Regions from separate parts of the Homo sapiens genome. Here all the other regions are linked to region 3. Evidence: chromatin loops called from intact Hi-C (ENCODE). Cell type or tissue: A673. All regions are shown on one strand.

Region 1 (5,000 bases), 620 kb after region 3:
AAAGTCATCTCTTTTTCCTTTTTCCATAACACAGAGGGAAAGCGCCAAAGACCCAACACTTTAACTCGTAGTCTGCCACTGCTGAACATGAAAATTTTTACATTATGCTTAATTGGCACCTCCCATAAGACTTATATCAAATTAGTTACTGACTAGGCAATTGAGTTTAGTCATGGCCCATTCTATTAAAAAAAAAAACACAAAAACAGACAATTTGTTCAAGTTCTGAAAAGCCACATGACAAAAAAAGAAATATTTCTTTGGATAGTTCTAGAAGATACGAGTCCACCAGATCTTCCCTACCTACCTCCTAGTACCCCAAATTCAACGTTAAAAAAATAAACAAATAAAGCTATTTCAGATTCTAAGTGGCATTTCACATTTCAGAGCCTTCCACAGGCAATGTAAAGGAATGAAGAGATGTAATGACACAAACAACTAAGAAGCCTGACCTTAGAGACTTCCATCTTGAGAAAGTGAAATGCAAAGTAATCATTAAGGCCTTGAACATACCGAAATATGCATGTCAACATTGCCTATTTCAAACGCTATTTTCCCCAGTGTTACAATATGCCCAATAACAAATATTCTTGTTTATTCTGTTAATGATGATTTACAATATTTTTTTGTTTTTTTTTTATTTTGTTTTTGAGATGGAGTCTCACTCTGTCACCCAGGCTGGAGTGCAGTGATGCTATCTCGGCTCACTGCAACCTTTGCCTCCCAGGTGCAAGCGATTCTCCTGCCTCAGCCTCCCAGGTAGCTGGGATTACAGGCACGTGCCACCACACCCAGCTAATTTTTTTTTGTATTATTAGTAGAAACAGGGTTTTACCATGTTGGCCAGGCTGTTCTCAAACTTCTGACCTCAGGTGATCCACCCGCCTCAGCCTCCCAAAGTCCTAGGATTACAAGAGTGAGCCACCATGCCCGGCCTACAATATTGTATTTAATTGCTTGTAGAAGTACCATGTAGAAAGTACCATCTCTAAGACTGATTCCTTTATCCAGTCAATATTTTATGACTAGCTAAGAAGCATACTTTTATAGAAAATATATTTTAAGTCAATTGTATACATATAAGTTGAATTATTATACGTGTAGTATGAATCTTTGTTAAAGTAGCTTACAATGAATCTTTTGATTAGTATTGATTAGTTTTTTTTAGTTTTTATAGTATCCATGTTTTTTTAGTTTTTATAGTTTTATAGTATACATATAAGTTGAATTATTATACGTGTAGTATGAATCTTTGTTAAAGTAGCTTACAATGAATCTTTTGATTAGTATTGATTAGTGTTTTTAAGTTAAATAATTTAACTTTCTATTCAACATTGACAAGCTTTAGCTTTGATGTAACAGCTTGGCATATGAGAAACTGAAACACAACAACTTTATGTTCTTTACAGAAGGCAATTCTGCTTTTCATAAAACTTGGCCCTTTATTGTGAAAATAATTTGAATAACAAAAGAAAAGAAAGGGCTGGGCATGGTGGCTCATGCCTGTAATCCTAGCACTTTGGGAGGCCAAGGCAGGTGGATCACCTGAGGTCAGGAATTCACGACCAGCCTGGCCAACATGGTGAAACCCTGTCTTTACTAAAAATACAAAAATTAGCCAGGCGCGGTGGCATGTGCCTGTAATCTCAGCTACCCAGGAGGCTGGTCAGGAGAATCACTGGAACTTGGAAGGTGGAGGCTGCAGTGAACCGAGATAGCACCATTGCACTCCACCCTGGGCTACAGAGCAAGACTCTGTCTCAAAAAAAAGAAAGAAAAGAAAGGAAGGAATGATGGAAGGAAGGAAGGAAGGAAATTTATTCTTTTCTTTAAATGGGAGGTGATTCTAAACTCTATACTTTGAGATTGCTCTGTCAAGATTTAGCATAAATAACTTCCTAATTGAATAGTAGGAAGTTCATAAATACCAGCTAAAGTTATGAATAATGTACAACATCTCCAGTGCCCTGCATACACCACCAGTTAGGTCTTATCCAGTGGATTTTAGTCAGCTACACAGGAATGAGGGAATGAGAAATTTTATAATTTAAATGAACTATTTTATCTTGATGTTTTCAAAGCATTTGAGTTCAAGTTCTTACAGATGTATACATGTCGATACCTGTGACCAAAATGCTACAGATCCCATCTTGTGAAACACATTTAAATGGTTATCACTTTCCAAAGGTCTTAATTACCAATACCTGTTAAAAGACATAGCTGAGTCCAAAATTCTCTAATTTTACAACTGTGTAACACATCCACTTCAAAAGTTTGTATACTCACAGAAGTCTGATAACTGCTCACTAGAAAGTGGAACATCTCACATAAAGTGAAAAGACAGGCAGATAGTAACACATGTCCTTTTTGTAAGATGCGGTTGAGTTTAGAGCTCCATCTGTTCCCAGACTTGAGAAGTCTGGGGTTTTCTCAAAACCACCACAAAAGATTTGTATGTTGTACCAACAGAATGTACATATTTTATAAGCATTGTCTGGGCCAAATAATCATTTAAAAATAAATCCCTATTCTCATAACCAAGAATATTTAAAACATTCAGTAAGAATGCTCCAGCCTTTAACAAAATACCATTAGACCCTCATATATTGTCACTATTTATCATTTGGGAAGCATCACTTTTCTTATAAAAAGAGGAAAAAGGTGATAGCCAGTTTTCCCAATCTGCAGGGGTATTGTCAGGACTTCACCCTTGAGAAAAGTGGATTTCTCTGTAGTTTCCTCACCAAAATTGTTTCAAGCTCTTTCTTGCAATTTTCTGCAAGAAAACACTGCAAAGCAAACATCAGTGATCTAACATCAGGCAAGCTTTCCTCCTTGATAATAAATACGTTAGTTTGGAACAGGCTCACAAAGAATCCAGACAGCTCCGATCTGGCCCTATTCCAGGAGAGAAGCGTCTGGTGTCGGGAAGAAACACTCAGCTGTCTTTCAGATGTGTACTTCTATCTACCCCTACTGTCTGCAGCTTGAAACAGAAGTGGTGGCTATTAAAGACCTGTCTTTTGGGCACTGGTGTAAAACATCTTTGCTAAATACTGTGGACAGTCAACTGAAAACATCCTGTATTTACTGGGAATTGATCTTTTGAAATGGTATGGTATATGTCAGGTTAGATACTAGAGAGTTAACAAGAATTACAGGCCGCTGTTTGTCAGGATTAACAGTCAGAATTATAGCATTAGTGTAGGCAATCCAGAGTTCCTTTTTGAATCAAATTTACATACTTTCCCCACGGGCTTCAGGGATGCCAGTCAGGTGCTGAGCTAGCAGCTTCTTTTGTATAAGTTGCATGTGCTAGGGCTTAGCCAAAAGCCCAAGCATGGGGCATTTGGCCAACTTCTCCACATATGCAGTACACCGACTTAGGAAGGAAGTAATAGTGTTTCTACCACAACACCTCACTTAATGCTTGATAAGAGGGAATGTGCTCATAACTTACTGCAAAGCACAAAGAAGATGATAAGAACAACATTTAGCAAGAGACTCTCAGCAGCTTTGCTTGTGCAGTTCCTAAAGACTGACTCAAATGTCACAAAAGGTTAAAAGAGACCGGGTTGCAAGGCAGAAGCAGTCCTTAGGTGTTGAGAGTGCACCAGAAGCCCCTAAGTCAGCAGGGTTCAGAAGAAGAAGTGGATATGGTGGCTGCCACGTAGGGCAAGCCTGGAACAAGGCAGCGGAATGTCATAAGCACCGGACCCAAGTCAGGGACCAACAGCCAGTGAGGAACCAAGACCTAGTTATGACAGAACAACAAAGATTAGCTGGGAGTCACTCAAGAAGTGGGGAAAACCAGAGTCAGTTTGAACCCAAGACTGGATTGATGGTGAAGTCAAAACAAGGTGGAAGGCAAGTAAAAAGCAAAGTTAGAAACAAAGCAAGGGGCGTCAAGCATGATTGAAACTCAGTTACCTCTGGATATCCAGAAATCCAATGCTAAAGCATTAATCACAAACTCAAATGACTGCAGCTCCAGGCTGGTGACCTGAAGGTAGGGATCTGGTGGCTAAGGGTATGACAAAGAGAGTTGTAGTGTGTAGGGCCAACCCTAGAGAGAGGGTTTTTCATTCCATTTTAAAAACATATCTCATATTATATTCTGGCAGCTGAATATATCCACCATCGCATGTTCTAAGATAGGCACTAGGTTAAGTAACGGAGGAGGACTAGTTCAGGAGGTCTGATGGAGTAGGGTTACCTGCCTTGAAGATCATGCCGAGGGAGGTTCTATAGAAAATAAAGCCATTGATTTATCAGCCAGGCATGTGATTGTAGAAAACGAGACACTTAAAACAAAATACAAATTTGCATAGATTCAATGTGCACCACAATTTATCCTCCAGCAATTTATCGAGTTCTACTTAATAGCTCTAAAAGCAGGAAAAACAAACTTTAAAGATAAACCATACAAACTTATTAAATATGCGTTAGCCCAGGAGGGTAGAAAGTTGTTAGAGAACTGGGGAATGTAAATGTAGACAACTGGAGGTGAAAATGGGGAAGGAAACAGCTAAGAAAACAATAATGTTAACAGAGGAAGTCAACTGTTGAGGCAATAGTCACATTACAGGTGAAATAGCAATATCTATGCCACAAAACTAAAAAAAATAGCAGGAAATCATGAAAATACAATGGGGCAGCAATCGAAATGAACATGAACATACATGGAGTAACCTGTTCTATGGGGAAGGCACCACTCTGTGGTTAGGTGCGGGGCTTCAATGACTAGATGCCCAGGTTGGACATTTGTAGTGTGTAGGGCCAACCCTAGAGAGATGGTTTCTCATTCCATTTTAAAAACATATCTGATATTATATTCTGGTAGCTGTATTTATCCACCATTGCATGTTCTAAGACAGGCAGCCTGCTAGGTGGCACTAGCTGGGTGACCTTAACCAAGTTAGTTAACCCCTGTATAGGTCATTTTTCTTCTCTGAAAAATGGGAACACTTATACAAATAAGGTTATCTTACAGGGCTGTT
Region 2 (5,000 bases), 1.3 Mb after region 3:
CGTCACAAAGTAGTTAATATTAATAGATTTAATAAGAATAATGTTGATTTCCTTTTAAAAAACATAGCAATTATACTAAAGTGGTACAAATTGAAAATCAAGTTTCTTATTAGAAGAAAATTAATTTGGCAGGGTGCAGTGGTTCACACCTGTAATTCCCAGCTACTTGGGAGGCTGAGGTAGGAGAACTGCTTGAACCTGGGAGGCAGATGCTGCAGTGATGCGAGATTGTGCCACTGCACTCCAGTCTAGGTGAGAGAGTAAGACTCTGTCTCAAAAAATAAAATAATAAAAAATAAAAAATTCTATTCACATCTAGTTTTAGTGTTACAGCAGATATTAACATATGCATACAAATTTCTTAAACCTTCTGTGCCCTAGTTTCTTTATCTAAAAACTGTGAATGATAACACTACATACATCATAAGGTTTCATGAGTATGAAATAAAATAATAGATTATAGTTTCATGGCATAATAAGAACTCAGTAAGTTATTTTACTTGGATACAGCACATTTTCTAAATGCATATTTAATTTTCAAAAAATATATTTTAAGAAGAAAAACAAAATGAAAAAATATCTGGGTCAAAAATAAATGTTAAATTGACCTAGTCCAATAATGTTTTCAGTGTTATTTTAAAACTCAGCAAAAAGGATTTTTATAATGTTTTTAAATGTTATATTTATAAAATGCATGCCATCATTTTCATTTTGAATACCAGCAAAAGGAATATGGCTATTTATTTTATTAACCTATAATTAACACCTATCTATAAAGATTATATTTTTCTCTCAGATGTATAAGATAATTCACCCTTTACACAGAAGTGTAAATCTATATAAGACCCATATTGAATTAATTCAGAGAATGAAACTATATATTTAAAGCTCTTCTCAAATGTCACCATATTCTTAGAGTCCCCAAATTAATATCAACTCTGTGCTCCCACTACACATAAATACTTTCATTTATTGATTTACTACTTTCTGACTTCTATTACAGTTATTTGTGTTCATGACATCACTACCCATAAAATGAAAGGTCCATGAAGATGGAGGCAATACATAATATTTTATCTTTGCATCCTCCACAGTACCCATTTGCCTATACCTCATGGTATATTATACAAAGTATTCAGAAAGAGGCTGATAAATTGCATTTGGTCCTGGGCACTGATTAACTTGACATAAAAGCAGTGAAACAATAGGATCAAACAAAACTCTACTTTTGGACACATAATCTATGAATTTCATTCATTAAGTAAGTTATTTCATAGGAAACAGATGAAAAGAGGCAGATACAATTCACTAAATATTGGAAATTTTAAATTATTTTAAGGATGTCTAAGCTAGCCTTCACAGATTTTAGACATTTCTGCAAGTCAAATGTTATAATATTAAATTAGAAATTATGGTGAAAAATCACTTTAAAGCTTATAGCACTAAACAGTTCCTACACTATTCTGTATATAGGAATAGTGTAGGAACAGTTGCTATAATATTCCCTAAAGCAGGGGGTCAGACCAGTACTAGTCCATGACCGGTTAGGAACTGGGCGGCACAGCAAGAGGTGAGTGGGGGATGAACAAGCATTACTGCCTGAGCTCCACCTCCTGTCACGTCAGCTGTGGCATTAGACTCTCATAGGAACATGAACCCTATTGTGAACTGCACGTGGGAGAGATCTAGGTTGTGTGCTCCTTATAAGAATCTAATGCCTGATGATCTGTCACTGTCTCCCATCACCCCCAGATGGGACCCTCTAGTTGCGGGAAAACAAGCTCAGTGCTTTCACCGATTCTACATTATGGTGAGTTATATAACTATTTCATTATATATTACAATGTAATAATAATAGAAATAAAGTGCACAATAAATGTAATGTGCTTGAATCATCCCAAAACCATCCCCTTTCCTTCCCCCAGTCCATGGAAAAATTGTCTTCCATGAAACTGGTCCCTGGTACCAAAAAGGTTGGAGACTGCTGCCCTACAGAAATAGTATAAGAAAATAATTAAAGAAAATTCTTGAGAAAAATCAGTGCCATATAGCTAAAATAAACTTTGATGACTTAGGGGAACTGAAAAGGTTTGTTTTAACACTTGTGTCTGGGAGTCTTTGAACTTATCAGTAGGCATGTGCCACCTAGTGGTACTACAAATTAAAACCTCCTAAGGAACTCAAAAAACTAAGGATCTATTTTAAGAGGAATTTTAATTTCCAAATTAGGCTCAACTGTGCTTTGCATTTTTAAATTACTTTTTTTTAATTGAAGAAGGGATAAGGTGCAAATTCTCACAATATAGAATGTGCCTTCTTTCCCATCCCAGGTACTACTTCTCCCAAAATTACTATTACTAGTTTCTTTTACAGTCTTCCAGAGATATTATATATTTATAGAACTATACAATTTATATAATATTATATATTTCTACAACATATAAATATATAATGAATGTTAGGAATAGTTATATATAATTGATTTTTTAAATTTTCTTGCAGATTGAATTTATTGATTCAACATATTCCAGACTCTCAGGATCTATCATTGAAGAAAACAGACAAAGCTTACATTGTAGCCTATGAGAAGAGACAATATATAACAAGCATAAAACATAAGGCTATAGTGTAAGAGGTGATAAGTGCTCTGTAATAAAATGTAAGGCAAAGTCAGGGTGATCATGAGTGCTGAGGGGTGGGTAATGAGTGGTCAAGGTAACTCTCATCAAAAAGGTGAATTTAGGCCATGATCTCCCTGAAGGAGGGCAGGAAGTTAGCCATATATAAATCCATGGAAAGCATACTCCAGGCAGAGAAAAAAATCCTCTAATGTGGGAGAGTACATGTATATTAAAGAAGCATCAAAGAATCCAGTGTAGCTGAGTCTAAACGATGAAGAGAGAGAGTAATAGGAAATGATTTCAGAAAATTAACAAGGGCCACATCATCAAGGCCTTTGCAAGCCATTGTAGGGTCTTTGGCTACTACTTTGAGTGAAAATGGCACCATGGCAGAGTTCTGAGCATAAAAGTAATATTTGATTTGAATTCCTGTTTTTAAAGAAATCATTCTCATTGCTTTGATGAGGAAAGGCTATACAGAGGCAAGTATAGAAGTAGGACAATTAGGAGGCTATTGCAATAATTTATGCAAGAAATGATGGCAGTGTGGACCAGGGCAGTAACAGTTACTGTAGTAAAAAGTGTTAGGATTCTGGACATAATTTGATGATAGAGCAAAAAGCACGTCCTGACCACTTGAAAACTGGTTTTGGGAGAAATGGAGGATTACTCTAGGACTTTCAAACTCAGCGGGCAAAAGGATGGAATTTGCTCTCTACTGAGATGAAGAGTCTGTCAAGAAAGAAAGATTTGTTGGAAGATCAAGAGTTTGGGGCGGGCGCGGTGGCTCATGCCTGTAATCCTAGCACTTTAGGAGGCCGAGTTGGACAGGTTGCCTGAGCTCAGGAGTTCAAGACCAGCTTAGGCAACATGGTGAAACCCTGCCTCTACTAAAAAATAAAAAAAATAATAATAAAAAGTTAGCCGGGCGTGGTAGCATGTGCCTGTAGTCCCAGCTACTCGGGAAGCTGAGGCAGCAGAATTGCTTGAACCCGGGAGGTGGAGGTTGCAGTGAGCCGAGATCCTGCCACTGCACTCTAGCCTGGCAACAGAGCGAGACTCCGTCTCAAACAAACAACAACAACAACAACAACAACAACAACAACAACAAATAGTTCAGACATACTGACATGAGACTTCTCAATACCCAAGAGGAAGATAATTATGACATCGAGGTGGAGATGTCAAGTAGCAGTTGGATATGAAAATTCAGGACAGAAAACTTACCTGCAGATAAACTTTAGGAATTACATATACACATACACAAATGCGCATGTGCGCGCGCGCGCGCGCGCACACACACACACACACACACACACACACACACACGCTGTATTTAAAGGCAAGAAATATGGATGAGAGAACTGAAAGAATGAGAAAACAGATGTATGTATATCCACATATGTGGCATATATGTACCCCTATTTATTTGACAATGCTCAACTGATGGACACTTAGGTTGTTCCTAATACGCTGTTGGAAGCAATGCTGAAATAAAAACATTTTGTCCATATGTCATTTTGCCCACTTGAAAGTATACTGAAAGATAAGTTCCAAGACATAAAATTACAGGTTTAATGTATGTATATTTTAAATTTTGGAGGTTATTGTGAAATCACTTTTGAATGAGGAGGTCAAAGTTTACAATGCCACAAGCAATATATTTAATATATTTCCCCACACCTTGCAGAACACTTCTGTTCCGAGTTTTGACATCTTTGCCAATCTTTCTTTTATTAATTTTTAATTTTTGTAGGTACATAGTAGGTGTATATACTTATGGGTTACATAAGGTATCTTGATACAGGCATGTAATGTGTAATAATTAGATCAGGGTAAATGGGGTAGCTAACGCCTCTAGCATTTATCTTTTGTGTTACAAACAATCCAATTATACTCTTTAGTTATTTTTAAATGTAAAATTAAATCATTTTTAACTATAGTCACCCTTTTGTGCTAGAAAATACTAGGTCTTATTCATTCTTTCTATTTTTTGTACTCATTAAACATCTCCACATCCCCCTGACACTCCATTAACCTTCCCAGCCCGTTAACCAACCTTGTACTCTTGATATCCATGAGTTCAACTCTTTTAATTTTTAGCTCCCACAAATAAGTGAGAAAATGCAAAGTTTATCTTTCTGTGCTTATTTCACTTAACGTAATGACCTCCAGTTCCATCCATGTTGTTGCAAATGAATGGATCTCCTTCTTCTTCATAGCTGAATAGTATTCCACGGTGTGTTCCACATTTTGTTTAACCATTCATATACTGATAGATACTTAGGTTGCTTCCAAATCTTGGCCACTGTGAACAGTGCTACAATAAACATTAGAGTGTAGATTATCTCTTCAATAAACCGATTTCCTTTCTTTTGG
Region 3 (5,000 bases):
TACAACACTCAAACGATTGACACTATTTAACACATGCTTTTGGTCTCTCCTTCTCATCTGCTAGCAGCAATACATGTGACTGATCTTTGTTAACTTCCTGTATACTAGTACTCAATAATTTGATTTTTGGCATGTATATTTAGCTTCATTGATCCAGGGAACCAAAATCTGGGGATAACATTATAATCTAAAATGAACAGAGGTAGTTCTGGGATATGCTAAAAGACATCAATCATCCATGATGTATTCATTTAAAAAAAGATCTTTTATGAATAAATAGGAGGAGCCCAGAGAAATAAAGCGTGTTCCAAAAAGATATCTGTAAAGTTCTCTTCCAACTCACTTATCTGTCAGGAATTAGAACCCAATACCAACATGAATCATATTTAATTAGCAAATTATTCCAACAATGGCTCAAATCGAAATGGGGCAGCAACATAAATGTGGTCAGTGTTACATGTCCTTGCAAATTTCCTTAACTATGAAATTTTTAGAATTTGAAATTCAGAGCAATGTCAACATTTTAGGTTGAAATAGATTTTTTCCTTGTTCTTTTTTAGAAATGACATAGTAGGGGACTTGGAAACTAGATGATCATCTCAGGAAAATAATTAGCTTTGCATCTCCTTTAAGAATAATTGTCATTGTCAACAGTGACAGAAACCAAATGCCATTATATTTGCCCAATAACACAGGCACATTTTCCCCACACTGTGCCTAAACAGAGACGTAGACCGTATGAATATGGCACCAATTGCTCAGTACTTGCTTAGAGTTATATTAAATGTAGGCAACATAGTTTGGCTGTGTCCCCACCCAAATCTCATCTTGAATTCCCATGTGTTGTGGGAGGGACCCAGTGGGAGATAATTGAATCATGGGTGCAGGTCTTTCCGGTGCTGTTCTTGTGATTGTGAATAAGTCTCATGAGATCTGATCATTTTAAAATGGGAAGTTTGCCTGCACAAGCTCTCTTCTCTTGTCTGCCGTCATATGAGACATGCCTTTCACCTTCCACCATGATTGTGAGGCCTCCTCAGCCACGTGGAACTGTAAGTCCAATAAATCTCTTTCTTTCGTAAATTGCCCAGTCTTGGATGTGTCTTTATCAGCAGCATGAAAACAAACTAATACAATAGGGCCCTAGTATGAGAAGAAGATGATTGACATCATATTCAATCTTTCCACAGCTTTCTTAAGACCCGAGGATCTCAGGTCATCATTATTGGATCCCTGTGAGTCCCTCATCTACATGACCTTAAAGCAATGTATTTAAACAATCAATGTGCAGTTCTATAAAACCACAAACTTCTGAATTCAAATATGTCAAATCTTGATAAGGCAGAACACTGAGATTTTTCAAATTTTAAAAATTGTATTTTAGTTTTCAGTGGGTCACACCAATTATAGTTGAGCATATTCACAAGCAAAGACACACTCTCTAAAGTAATGAAAAAGATTCGGAAATTGGCCACTTAAAAAAAGTATAAATATCTGATGCCATAGCTCATAGTGATATCCTACTCCCTGTCTTAAATATGGAATCAAATATTGGTTAAGACATACATTTCTGAAAGTAAGATTTCAGCTATTTCCAGGTAATAAGTAATGAGGACCAATAAAGGCAGACAGCATATACCCAAATTGTAATTATACCTGTTATGACTTAGTAATTATACTCAACAAGGGCAAATTACTACTTTACCTTGCAAAATACCCATATCTTGTATTATATCCTCTTTTCTTCCACACCTAATTTAAGTATCAAAGATTAAATGTCTTTACTTAGCATTTGAAGCCTTTATTCAACTCTAACTTTCAAAGTAATTTATAAATAAGCAGATTCAAGCACTGATGATGATCAATATTCTGTATTTAGTTCTATTATGATGAGTGGAAATCTCAGAAGCATACAGTTGTCTCTCCTAAGAGTTTTATAACTGAACATAATTATTTTGTCTTTCTTGTTCCCGGGAGATAAAAATGAGTGAGAAAACTCATAACCAAGTTCCTGCTATTCACAATGTTTCCATTGGGTGTAGCTATGATATTAGATAGGTTAATATCATAGCCTGCATATTCTGGAAGGATGCCCAGACATTTGGGGATTTGTAGTGACTTTCTTTGTCTTCAGCATTAAATTGTATTAGTCAGCAATATGTTCATTGGGGAAAACCAAATAAAATACTTTCAAATCAATCAGGGCAAGAAGGCTTTCAATACGTCTTTTTGACATACCAATATTTTGAACAAATCAAAAAATTGAGACTTGTGCTAAAACTTGAATCATTCATAATTTCTACACAGTGTGCTCATTTTTATTTTTATATAATTATATAATTTACACCTAGTTTGAACAACTTCTATATAAATAGGTATCCGTTGGATGAAATAGGACAAACAAGAGGAAAGTCCACAAACAATGCAACTCCTTTACTCGATGACGGATTTGAGTAAAGTGTCTTAAAATGTCTGTTTATACAAAAAAAAAAAAAGTATTTCTGCTAAAATGCAAGGGCAGCTAACATGCTGAGATGAAAACTGCTAACTCTTTTCTTAACAACACCATATGTCTCCAATTGGATCATAATGCAGTCAGTTCCCAAGGGAACGTTACACATGGAAGCTAACCAAATCAAGGCACAGTCTTCACTGTATGTTGACTCACTGATTAGCCAGCAATCAGCTACTTTAGGTTTTCAGATTATGCAAGTGTCTGTCTGAAGGGTCTTTCTGCATTCTTGACATCCCCCCTTAAAAAAAGCAAGTCATTACAAAACCCTCCACAAAAATATTTCTCTTTTTGTATATGCTTCCTCTTATCTATAAACTCAATATATTTTAAGGAACTAAAATGCTCAACCTCTGAACTCTCTGATGGGTTTTAAATAGTAGATGCATTATACAGCAAACGGTATTGAAATCAAGCTTAAAAAGATTAAAGTCACATATTGTAAGATGGAAGAAGTCGCCTTAGTCTCCTCTGAGAATAACTGTATATAAAAGACCAACAAATAAACCAAACTGCCTTATTCAGATGAATCTTTACGTAATTTTTCTTAGTTTAATACTTCATTCCATTGTTAATTTTTTATATTGGAATTATATTTAAAACTTTACTTAGTTAATATTAAAACCTTCCACATACACTACTGCCTCAAGTTCTGGCATTTGTAGCTCTGATACACATAATAAATCCAATTATTTCATGTTTAATGCAATTCTTAATAGCATAAAATTAGAACACTTTATAATGTGTATAAAACCTTAGGAATTTTGCCTTGGGAAGTGTGAAATGCCCTGGGATAGTCCAGATTGGGGCTTCTCAAACTAGCTCTGATAAATAGACAGTATTTTCTAAAATTTCCAATTTGTCAGTAACTGATATTTTTGTAAAAGAAAATTATGCACTGAGATTTCATGACATTGTCAAATCGCTATACTAGTTTCTAAATGCTTTCTCTCAGTTTCTGTGCTTTTCTTGTCATGGACTGGTAAGAAATGTTTCAGGGCTGGCATCAATTTGTGGGATTCATTGTGAATATCATTGTTTGGATATTTTGTAACTTGGAAATTGGAATTTTAATATTAATGCTGAGTCATAAAATTCTATCACTTCCAGCACATCATTCTTTAACTATTCTTTGCTATGGTTTTCTTCTAATCCACTTTAGAAAGTTAGCAGCAGAGATTCAAAAAGCAAAAGAAGAATTACCAAAAAGCTTTTGAGAAAGATGAGTTGCTACACAGTATTATTTGAAAATACACATTAAGAAAAGCAAACCCCCCAACTCTGCAGTGATCAACAAGGGCTTTACAATGTACTTATTCTAATAAGAGCAATTTAAGCCTCGGCATCATTCAGTCACTTATTAGTGAATTTCTTACCTGGGATGCCTGGTGGTGTTTTCAGATATTTTCCATTAAAATGTTGAATTACCACTTCACATTTTTCAGTAGACTCCATTCTGGGAAAAAAAGGTAAACCAGAGGTCATATATGGTTGTCAAGAAAAAGAAACTTAAGAAGTAAAGGAAAACAAGAAAGCCATAGAAATACTTGATTTGAGAATTGTACCCTAATTGCCAACTTTTTTCATGAACATGATGACCAGATTGATAAGAGAACATCACAAACTCATTAATGCTTAGAAAGTATTATTCACTCTTTGAAAGGTGTCTATGTGGAGGGCTCTATTCTGAGCACTCGTTCAGAGGTAACCCTGCGGCATTATCTTAATTCACCCAGCAATATTTGGCAATTGAAAGTGTTCAACAAATGTCTGTTGAATGATGAATTAGCAAACCTGATGGGTAAGTCTTTTTATTGTCATTCATATCAATAAGGTCACTGAGGCTTAAACAGATAAACTACCTTTCCAATAAGAGGAAAAGTCAGTATTTGAACTGACATCTGTGCAACAGTAAAGCCTGTGCTATAGCTACTAAGCTATACTGCTGATGGATTTCACAAAAGAGGTTGACAAGATGTGTTTTATTTGCATGGCTTGCAGCCTAAAGGACTGATTGGTATAGTAATGTAGTCGTCAGCATTATGACATTTTTATTGAAAATCCACTTTATGTAAGACATCCAAAGAGTTAGGTGGGGTCCTACATGTTGAAGGAAGGTATAGATACACAAACCTTAGGTTCTATGCTTTCTCAATATTGAATTTTGGACAATATCCTATTTTTTCATACTATCTTATCAATATTCCTAAACTGGTATTCTTGTGCCAAATTTTGGCATCTCACATACAACCTAAAGCATGAACATTTTGAGCCATACCAACATAATTTAAATTTTGGCAATGTTACCATATCTTAAGTACAGTAATATTTGTAGCAGTTTCCAAATAATGGATAATATCTGGCCTTTTTTATTTTATAAAATTGGATGGGGAGGATAATAATTAAGGATTAATTCTGATAAAAGAAAATTAAGTCTTCCAAAGAGTATACTAGAGGCAAAAATACATTTAAGAAACAGCATACACAC

Evidence for each region. Peaks named below come from ENCODE experiments on the same cell type or tissue, not always from the same donor. Only the 100,000 strongest peaks of a DNase experiment are listed, where the experiment ranks them.
Region 1: a loop joins it to region 3, with 4 times the contacts of the local background. A loop is called at or near these places in 36 of 110 quality-filtered maps.
Region 2: it touches region 3 in a loop (5-fold over the local background); 7 of 110 quality-filtered maps call a loop at or near these places.

The regions. Positions count from the first base shown.
Region 1 is chr3:29,142,947-29,147,946 of GRCh38, reverse strand. No RefSeq gene overlaps it. Among named protein-coding and RNA genes, the nearest start is that of RBMS3-AS3, 140 kb to the left of the region's middle. In A673, CTCF peaks have their summits at 2,799 and 3,005; a DNase peak (open chromatin) is centred at 2,916.
Region 2 is chr3:28,473,537-28,478,536 of GRCh38, reverse strand. The region is part of intron 4 of ZCWPW2 (zinc finger CW-type and PWWP domain containing 2); the gene reads right to left. Among named protein-coding and RNA genes, the nearest start is that of LINC00693, 99 kb to the left of the region's middle. In A673, a CTCF peak has its summit at 2,171 (motif pointing left); a DNase peak (open chromatin) is centred at 2,136.
Region 3 is chr3:29,761,878-29,766,877 of GRCh38, reverse strand. It overlaps RBMS3 (RNA binding motif single stranded interacting protein 3), which reads right to left. Exons shown (of 15, transcript NM_001003793.3): 6 at 3,889-3,968. Among named protein-coding and RNA genes, the nearest start is that of RBMS3-AS2, 120 kb to the right of the region's middle. In A673, a CTCF peak has its summit at 2,024; DNase peaks (open chromatin) are centred at 2,087 and 2,597; H3K27ac peaks cover 509 bases.